2 separate regions of the Homo sapiens genome follow, and region 1 is linked to region 2. Evidence: read pairs that join two places in POLR2A ChIA-PET (ENCODE). Cell type or tissue: IMR-90. All regions are shown on one strand. Links, peaks and the distances in the headings refer to the core of each region. The heading gives the core; the rest is flanking DNA.

Region 1 (5,385 bases), core at 54-5,053, 110 kb after region 2:
TGCAGCTTTTTTTTTTTGTTGTTGTTGTTGTTGTTGTTGTTGAGACAAGAGTCCCTCTCTGTTGCCCAGGCTGGAGTGCACTGGCGTGATCTCAGCTCTCTGCAACTTCTGCCTCCTGGGCTAAAGCGATTCTTGTTCTTCGGCCTCCTGAGTAGCTGGGATTACAGATGTACACCACCACGCCCAGCTAATTTTTGTATTTTTAATAGAGACAGAGTTTTGCCATGTTGGCCCAGATGGTCTCGAACTCATGGCCTCATGTGGTCCACCTGCCTTGGCCTCCCAAAGTGCTGAGATTACAGGCATGAGCCATCCTGCCTGCAGCTATTTTTAAATTATGTTTTTGATCATTTTCTTTCTTCCTTTCTTTCTTTCTGTTTTTTTTTTTTTTTTTTTTTTTTTGAGATGGAGTTTCGCTCTTGTCACCCAGGCTGGAGTGCAGTGGGACAGTCTTGGCTCACTGCAACCTCTGCCTCCCGGGTTCAAGCAATTCTCCTGCCTCAGTCTCCTGAGTAGCTGGAATTAGAGGCGCCCACCACCATGCCTGGCTAATTTTTTGTATTTTTAGTGGAGACAGGGTTTTACCATGTTGGCCAGGCTGGTCTCAAATTCCTGACCTCAGGCAATTCGCCCACCTTGGTCTCCCAAAGTGCTGGGATTACAGGCATGAGCCACCGTGCCCAGCCTGTTTATCTTATTTTTTTCCAGCCCATTTTACTTTTTACCTTGCATCCTGTCATCTTTCATCTTCTTCTTTACTTTCTGTGCATGGGAACTCTGCCTCTGTGTATTTCTGGTTACCGGGGCGGGGGGGTAGGGGGGCGCTTTTGTGTTCTGCTATTTCTGTGGACCTATAATGAAGGTTCCTAATGCATATTTCTTGTAGAGAGCAAAGTAAGATGATTATATCAATGGGAAAAGCTATCATTTTAATTTTTCTTCTTGGATCGAACATACAATTTTCAGTCTTTTTTTTTTTTTTTTTTTTTTTTTTGTGACAGAGTCTTGCTCTGTTGCCCAGGCTGGAGTGCAGTGGCACCATCTCAGCTCACTGCAGCCTCTGCCTCCTGGGTTCAAGCAATTCATCTGCCTCAGCCTCCTGGGTAGCTGGGACTACAGGTGCCCGCCACTACACCCTATTCCTATTTTTAGTGGAGACAGGGTTTCACCATGTTGGCCAGGCTGGTCTTGAACTCCTGACCTCAAGTCATCTACCCACCTCTGCCTCCCAAGGTGCTGGAATTACAGGTGTGAGCCACCGTGCATGGCCTACATTCTTCATACCAGATGTAGATTTTAAAGTAGGTGATTCAGCTCTGTTTACCATATATTGGAGAGTATTGCTTCCTCTGTTTCTTTAATTTTTACTTCCGTGTTTATAGTTTGAGCAAAAATCTCAATTCCTTTGCTACAGATCCCTGCCCAGTTTTGCCCTCTTGTTTTATCTTGGTATCTGAATTAGTACCCAAAAGATGGCAGTTTCTTGGTTGAGCAGAAGTCATAGCCTAGGGGAGAAAGAAGCTATCTTTGAGACTGGATGCCTATTCTAGGGAAGATCATTACCTAGATCTCAGCTTCTGTCTCCAGCAGTCAACTTTCTACATCCTACAAAATCCTTTCCTCAGCTATTATTTCTTCTGTGTTCCTTTCTTTTGTTTCCAACATACTGGATTTCTCAAAAGAATATGGCCTTTTCTACTGCATTCTCTAGTGTTTTAGAGCCTGGCTTCTGTGCTCACTACTTTCTTGAAAGTTGCTCTCTCAAAGACATTTAAAAATGTCTGGTTGCCACATTCAGTGGCATTTTATTGTTGCCGTGTTTCTGGCCACATTTAACACTGACAGCTTTTTATTGAGGCAATATGATAGTTCAGTTTAGTTCTAGAGTTTAATAGTCTTCTAGGGGAGCAACTCTCAAGTCTTTATTTCCAGGTATGTTCATACTTCCCAGATTACAGGCCTGCATTTCCAGCTGTCTGCTAGATACACCCTGTGTACCACTGTTACTTCAGCCCATAGGAATGTCAGCTTTCTGTTTCTGCTTTCCAAAGTTATACTATTGGCATTACTATTCTTATAGTCACCTGAGGTTAAAAACTTAGAGATCACTGACTCCTTGTTTTGTTTTTTAAATAATCTTTTAAATTTATTTTTATTTATATATTTATTATTATTATTATTATTATTATTGGGATAGTCTTGCTCTGTTGCCCGGGCTGGAGTGCAGTGGCGTGATCTTGGCTCACTGCAACTGCTGCCTCCCAGGTTCAAGCAATTCTCCAGCCTCAGCCTCCTGAGTAGCTGGGACTACAGGCACGCACCACCATGCCTGGCTAATTTGTACATTTTTAGTAGAGATGGAGTTTTACCATGTTGGTCAGGCTGGTCTCGAACTCCAGCCTGGCCAACATGGTAAAACCCCATCTGTACTAAAAGTACACAAATTAGCCAGGCATGGTTCTAACCTCAGGTGATCCCCCACCTTGGCCTCCCAAAGTGGTGGGATTACAGACATGAGCCACCACACCTGGCCTAATAATCAATCTCTTTTAGTTTTCCATTTTACTTGTATTCTCTTGTATATCCACTACCATACTCTTCTTGCCATCACCACCATTAGTTCTGCATTGTCATGTGCCTATACTGATTATCTTGCTTTCCCTGCTCTCCATACTCCTCTATGTGATTGATCTTGAAGCACAGTTCTCATGTTATTGTCTTATTATTATTTTTTATTTTCTTTTGCCTATTGAATAAAATCTAGGCTTTTAAGCCTGACATTCAAGGCCTGGTTGATGAAGAAATTGGCATGGATGGAAAGAAAGAATGGAAAAGAATTCAGGTTTGATGCTTGACTCTGCAGTGGTGGATGATGAAGCTGAGCTATAAGTCAATTCATTTTTGAACTTGGATATATTAACAGACTTTTGATACCAATTCTAGGTGTAAAGCACTGGATTATAATATTTGTGTCTTTGTAGCACTGTTCTTATATTAATTTTCCTTTCCCAAGTAATTGACATGGCCCTAATATTCTACAGGGGTGTAGGTGCTTCCTTTTAGGTCTTGTCATCATTTTACATTTATATATTTTGAATATTTTCCTCTGCTGCTTTTGTTCTGGTTATTTTCTGCTACCCACAAAGCTCCCTCTTCAGAGTAATTCTTGCCAGTCCCAACCAAAAAAAACACTGTAGGTTTAAATGCTAATTTGGTTTGAATAACTGTTAATGACTTCTAAATTTGCTTGATTGTTTATAGGAAGGACCATTACGACCTGTTCTTGAATACATTGATCTGGTCAGCAGTGATGATGAAGAGCCTAGCACCTCTTATACTGATGTAAGTACATTATATTTGATTTGTGTTTCTTCACTTGTGTCTTTTAAGAGGTATTCTCTAAAGAGAGTTACCAAATCAGGGAAGGCTGTGTTTAGAAATAGCCAGTTCTATTAGAATGGGCTAAAATAGGTAGTCCAAGGAGTCCTTTGCCCAGATCTCCTACTTCCAGTTTTTTTCCTCTACTTTGAATGAGATTATGAAAAAAATGATAATATGACTCTGGGAAATTCAGAGCCTTAGAGGTGATATCTGATAAAATGGAAATGGAATAAAAACTGCAAGCTTATTGATTCCTCTTTCCCTTCTCTTTTCCTTTACTCTCCTCAGGTGCCCTATACAACAGGATTCTTTTGTTCCAGAACCACATGACCACAGAAAATTTGTTTTCTCTTAGAAAAAAGGATATGTAGAGATCCTTTTAGGAATGGAAAGTGGGGGAAGGGTTTATAGGGGATATATTACTTCAGTCATCATCCCTTTAACCTTGTCTGTGCCCCACATATTTGGAGTTATTTATCTTACCTGTGATGTACTGGTTGTAGGTTTGACCCTTGGACCAATACTTCCCTTGCTCTGAGAATTGAACTAGTTGAGCCCTTTGTAACAGTCTTGCCTTTCATTTGTCCTTGCTTTAGCCCAAACTTCTGTTAATGAGCTGTTTTCATCTTGGATTAGAAAACTCTTAGTTATTGTTCAGAGTGGCCACAAACTTCTTGCTCTGTGATATAGGGGATTGAGACTTGGACTTGGAATCAGAATACCTGGGTTTGAGTCCCAGCTTTACTCTTTACAAATTCTGTGACTTTGGATAAATTAAGTAACCTTTTAGCCTCCGTTTTTTAATCAAATAATACCTACCTCACAGGGTTGTTGTGAGGATGAAATGAGGTAACAAATTATAACTTCTTATAACTACAAACCATAAAGTAGGACTATACAACTGGGAAGTTTTGTTATTCGTGGACAGTGAATGACAGAATTTTCAGAGGTGCCTAAAATGACTCTAATGGGGGAGTTTTAGATTTTTTTTCTTCTCAGTGGAACTTTCCTTAAGTTCTCTTTGCCATCATTAGCTTCTTGCATATCTTGAGTAGAACTTAACATATCTTGAATGGGATATTTTTTTCTTTTATTCTTATGAGTGGTCTCACACAGGACCAAACAGCAGGCCAGCATAGCACCACGTGATCTGAGCTTGTTTTTACTCTCTCCTTTTTCATAAACAGAGTCCCAGATTAATGCCAGTAGTTGATTTTGGGTCTTTGGGGTAGTGAAGCTTGTGGATTTGACTTCTCTGATTCCTTTTGCTGACCTTGAGTGGATTGTATCTTTCACTGTTAATTATAATAATTTAAAAATTGAGTTCTACTTACTGGACATGAATCTCTGCACTTGAAAGTTAACATATTAAAAGCATATTTTTTTTCTTCCTTGGTTTTCTTGTTCATGTGGATAACCCAGAGAATGCCTGAATCTAAGGTGCCATCCTCTGAGAATCATCGCCCAGAAATGTGCTCTAGCTGCAATGTTCCTCTTCCCATTGGAGATAGCAGCTCCTTCTCTGGGAGTTGTTCCAGCAGTCCAGAAAGGATAGTTTCTCAAACTTCCTCTGTTGAGAACCCATTGGAGAACCAGAAAAATGATCAAAATAATTCAGATACTAAGATCTCTGAGACAGAGACCCTTAAATCATCACAGAATTTTCAGACTCTGCCTTCATCTCCACTTCTGGTCCCCCAAGAATCTTTGGCCTCTTCTGAGGTCAAAGAGAATTTACGTATAGATTCTTCTTCAGCTTCACAGCATGGACGGGATGCCATCCTCTATCTCCAGACACAAGTAGCTGAAATGTCCCGAGTGATACGTGATCTGCAGTCCAGGAGCTGTTTTAGATTTCATCATTCTAGGCCAAGTGAGAACTCCTCAGTTCCTTGGGACATCTCCACCTCTAAAGAGGAAAATTTATCCACAGTTGAAGAAGAAACTGATTACAAATCACCATCAGCTGATGACAAAGGGCAGCCATCTGACCCCAGCCAATCT
Region 2 (5,385 bases), core at 211-5,210:
AATTCTTTAAAATTTTAAACAACAAACTTCTAGGTTTGTATCCTTATAAATTCCACTCTGTACTCCAATTTTCCAGATTTGGATATATATATACATATATATATGCCAGTTTGGTAGTTTCAGAAAATCCTTTTGTCTCAACACAGCTTGAATGTTACAACTTATAAGCATATGTTTTCAAATAATTGTCTTGCTATTGCCCTTTAAAACTATTTTTTAAACTAAAAGGTAAATGTGAATGCTTTTTTCCTTTTTTCTTTCTTTTTTTTTTTTTTTGAGACAGAGTCTTGCTCTGTTGCCCAGACTGGAGTGCAGTGGCATGATCTCGGCTCATTACAACCTCCGCCTCCTGGGTTCAACGGATTCTTCTGCCTCAGCCTCCCAGGTAGCTGGGACTACAGGTGCATGCCATCAGGCCCGGCTAATTTTTTGTATTTTTAGTTGAGACGGGGTTTCACCATGTTGGCCAGGATGGTCTCGATTTCCTGACCTCGTGATCCGCCAGCCACGGCCTCCCAAAGTGCTGAGATTACAGGCGTGAGCCACCACGCCCAGCCGTGAGTGCTTTTTTTCAACTGAATCTGCTCTCTACCTTCTCTGATGCAATAAGCCCCAAAATTGACCTAATAGCATAGTCTCAGTCAGAAGGTTGTGAATAGGAAATACGAAGAGAAATGAAGAAAGGAGAAGAATTACAAAGAAGGAAACCATGATGTATACTAACATGATAAAAATGATTATTGAATGTTTACTATGTGCAATGCAATATGAAAGATATTCTCTATATATTGCCTCATGTCAACTTTTATTTTTTACTTAAAAAATACAATGATCTCCAATAAAGCTGCTGCCCATCCCAAGACCTAAAACATTACTAAAACTCATAACTTCCTATAGACTCCTCACCTACCCCATTCCCTGCCTGCCTCATTCTAGAGGTAATCGTATTCAATTTTGTTTAATTTACTTGTGTTTTAATAGTTTTATAGGCTGGGCGTGGTGGCTCATGCCTGTAATCCCAGCACTTTGGGAGTCCGAGGTGGGCAGATGACTTGAGGTCAGGAGTTTGAAACCAGCCTGGGCAATATGGCAGAACCTTTTCTCTACTAAATGTACAAAAAAATTAGCTGGGCATGCTGGCGCGTGCCTGAAATCCCAGCTACTCAAGAGGCTGAGGCAGGAGGATCACTTGAACCAGGGAGGTGGAGGTTGCAGTGAGCCGAGATCGTGCCACTGCACTCCATCCTGGGAGACAGAGTGAGATTCCATCTCAAAAAGTAAATAAATAAATAAATAATAACAATAATAGTTTTATAAAAATATATACACAACTATAATGTAGTCTCATTATACATTTCTATATAAATATATTATATATTATGGATTATATATCATATGTGATATATAATCTATATTTATCTAGATAATGTATCATTAGTTTTATCTGTTCTTAAACTTTACATAAAGTATACCATATTGTTTACTTCTGGAACTTGCATTTCTTACTCAACATTTTACTGAAATTAATTCATTTTGGCTATAATTTATTCACTATCAATGCTGTATAATATCCCAACTTGTAACTAACACAACTCATTTACCCATTGTCCTATCAATGGGAATTTGGGCTGTTTTCAGGTTTTCACCATTATGAACAACAGTGTTATGGAAAGTCTTAGACTACAAATACTGAAAGTTTCTCTTATGTATAGACCTAGAAATCAATTGCAAGATCAGAGGGTAGGTAAATGGTAAACTTTACAAGATAATGTCAAATGCTTTCCAGAGTAGTTCTGCCAATTTACATTCCCACCAGAAATATGAGGAAATTCCATTGATCTACATCTACTCTATGCTTTTGTCAAGCCCATTCATATTTTTGCCCCAAATGATGTCTTTTTATCATGTTGATCTTCTTTTCCCTAGTTGTTAATGAGGTTGAGCATCCTTTCATATATTTATAAGCCCTATGGGTTTTCTGTTCTGTAAAATGTTTGTTCATGTCTTCTGCCTATTTTCTATTGAATTGCTGGCTTCTTTTTCCTTACTGATTTGTCACTTAACAGTATTGCAAATATCCACCAGTTGTGATGTGTTTTTTCACTTTCTTTAATGTGCCTTAATGAAGAAAATTTCTTAATTTTAATTTAGCTGAATTTGTTAGTCTTTCCTATTATGATCAATGATTTTATGCCTAAGAAATTCTTTCCTGCCCCAAGTTCAAAATACCTGCACTTACATTTTCTTGCAAAACTTAAACTTTTGTTTTTGATGTTTAAATTCTTAATCCATCTGAAGTTGTGTATGTGCATGTGTGTATGTGTGTATGTAATAAGAGATCCATTTCCTTTCATTTTTTTTTCCAAATGGTTAACCAGTTTTTTCAAGCTTTATTTGTTGAACAGATCCCATTTCTGCAGTAAGCTGCCATGCCTTCTCTACCATGTCAAAGTTCTTCATCTGCATGCATCTATTTTGGGCCACTCGCTTCTTTTTTTTTTTTTTTTTTTTGGACAGGGTCTCGCTCTGTCTTCCAGGCTGTGTGTGATGTGATCATGGCTCACCACAGCCTCAACCTACCAAGCTCAAGCAATCCTCCCATCTCAGCCCCCCGAGTAACCAGGACTACAGGTGTGCACCACCACGACTGGATAATTTTTGTATTTTTTGTAGAAACAAGGTTTTGCCACATTCCCCAGGCTGGTCTTGAACTTCTGCGCTGAAGAGATCTGCCTGCCTCAGCCTCCCAAAGTGCTGGGATTACAGGCATGAGCCACCATACCCGACCTCAGGCCACTCTCTTCTATTTCTTGGTCATATTGTCTAACCCTGAACCAGCACCCTACGGTTTTCTAGATTTTTAATAAGCCTTTGTATTTGTGAGGAAACACCCTGCTGCTTATACTTCTTTAGCATTGCTTTGGATATTCTTGGCCTTCTGTTCTTCCATATAAATTTTAAAACCAATTTATTAGGTTACCAAAATGTCTTCTGAGATTTTTATTGAATTTATATTAATTCCATGGCTCAATTTTGGCATAATCAATTTTTTAAAAAAATTAAGGATCCTACAGGAGTCAGACAATCTTGAGATCTCTTCCAAGCTCCAGCGTTTACTGGATGCATGACCTTTAACAAATGACAGTATCTCTGAATCTATTCTCTTCATTTATAAAGTGGGCATTTCATATGAACGTACAGGTAAAGTACCTACAACACCACTAAATACCTGGTGGACACTCAACAAATAATTTTTATCATTTTCACCAATAATATTGCAATCTAATGAAAACAATATTACTTGTAAATAATGAACCATGATTATGGTTACACAATAAATTGATAATTGAAAAAATTGCAAACATTTAAAAATAAATTAATTAAGCCTTCTTATCTCTGAACATGATGTCTCTCTACATTAATTTAGATTATCTTTGGTAGCTTTCAGTCAAGTTTGTTTTTTACTTCTTTCATAAAGCTCTTGCAAATCTTTTGTTGTGTGTCAATGACATCTGTTCTCAGGATTTAAACATAAATACAGAATATTTAGGCTCTAGGGATTGAAAACTGTCAAGAGAATCTATACAAATTTACTTTCTGGAGGTTTTTTTTTTTTAATTTTTACGTTGTTTTTGAGACAGGGTATCCCTCTGTCACCCAGGGTGGAGCGCAGTGGTACCATCTCGGCTTACTGCAGCCTCTACCTCCCTTTAATCAGGTGATCATCCAGAATAGCTGGACAACAGGCATGTGCCACCACGCCTGGCTAATTTTTATATTTTTTGTAGAGACAGGGTTTCACCACATTGCCCAGGCTGTCTTGACCCCCTGGGCTCAGGTGATCCACCCTCCTTGGTCTCCCAAAGTGCTGGGATTACAGGTGTGAGCCACCGCAGCCAGCCACTTTCTGGAGATTTTTAAGAAACATTTTAGGGAAGTGTAATATATATACAGAAGAATACACATATAAAAAATGTATAGCTTGATTATCACACAATGAACACACCCATATAAAAAATAAAACCTCACCAGCACCCCAAAGATTCCCTCACGTCCCCTGTCAGCTACTACCCCACACTCCCCTCCACAGGTACTTCTTGTCCTTCTAATAAATAGTAACCTTTTGAACACTATGTTATGAATTGTTTGTAGCTGGCACATAGAAGCACTAACTCTGGTATACCCTGCCATCTTGTTAAGCTTTTCTATTTATTAAATCATTTGTCTGTGTGTATTCACAGGCGAAAGAAATAAGGTTCATATGGTGAGGCATTCTGCTCAAATCCGGGCTGTATATCAGAGAAGACCAGATTTGAATGGTGGTCTTGTTGATTTTATTCTGTTTTGCTAATTTTCTACTTTGTATTTTTCACTGAAGTTAGGCAGAAATTCAGAATCCTGGTTTCTGTTTCTCAAGAGGCATATGTGCATGAAACTTTGTCCTGCCCTTATTTTGAGTTCCTCTGCCTGCTGGAGGACAAAGCTGGGGCTAGATCAGCAGCAGGAAGTGCCTGTGAGAACAAGAAATTTGTAGTCCCAACAACATGCAATGGTTAACCAGAGATAAACCATTAAAGATGCTATGAGGCTTCTTTTATTGTGCCTGCCTTCTATTTTAGAGAGACCCATATTCGGGAAATGCCTTTCTGCCTGGTGAAAGCTCCAGTGAGGATGAAGAGCCTTTAGCAGAATTGTCAAAGGAAGAATTGTGCGCCAAAATAAAAAGCCTGAAAGAAAAACTAACAAACACCCGGAAAGAAAACAGCCGACTTCGACAGTCTTTGGTCATGCTTCAAGGTAAACTTTGAGAAAATTGACATTTTAGATAAAAGGGAAAGTATATGATCAGTGGAAAGTATTGCAAATTAGCTGTCAAGAATGAAGAAGAAAATCCACACCTCTGGGAGCTCAAAAAATCACAGTTTTAGAAAAAATCACTGATTATATAATTTAAATACAAAAGCACTCTATTGAAGGATCTAGCTTATGGCTTGAAAATTTTTAGATTCTCCTACAAAATACTAAATATTATATTCATTTAATAGTTTTTAAGAGATTATTTATTGAGCATTTAATATACACGACTCACAGTGCTAAGCCCTAGAGACAAAAGATTATTAAGACAGAGCAAATATGATAAGTTACTCATGATGTACTTAGGTCACCCCTGTCTGCTAGGGAAATCTCTAGAAAATGGAGCTTATTGTGATTCTTCATGAAATCACTGGAATTAGAGTCCATATAGTACATTTTCATTTTTTTCTGTTGGGAAGAGTGTCTTGGGAAAATAATAAAAATAATAGCATTCCACTGGAAACATATAAAGAAGAAAGATCATCACAAAATACTCCAGTGGCTGGAAAAAAAATGAAAAAAGGAGAAAGA

The links. Peaks named below come from ENCODE experiments on the same cell type or tissue, not always from the same donor. Only the 100,000 strongest peaks of a DNase experiment are listed, where the experiment ranks them.
Region 1: POLR2A ChIA-PET joins it to region 2 with 5 read pairs; 3 of 35 experiments call an interaction of 5 or more read pairs at or near these places.

Annotation. Positions count from the first base shown.
Region 1 is chr6:57,095,800-57,101,184 of GRCh38, forward strand. It overlaps ZNF451 (zinc finger protein 451), which reads left to right. Exons shown (of 15, transcript NM_001031623.3): 3 at 3,262-3,342. Among named protein-coding and RNA genes, the nearest start is that of ZNF451, 8.3 kb to the left of the region's middle. In IMR-90, for the core only: no CTCF peak of the experiment used is centred there; a DNase peak (open chromatin) is centred at 2,012.
Region 2 is chr6:56,987,759-56,993,143 of GRCh38, forward strand. It overlaps BEND6 (BEN domain containing 6), which reads left to right. Exons shown (of 7, transcript NM_152731.3): 3 at 4,620-4,797. Among named protein-coding and RNA genes, the nearest start is that of BEND6, 35 kb to the left of the region's middle. In IMR-90, for the core only: no CTCF peak of the experiment used is centred there; no DNase peak of the experiment used is centred there.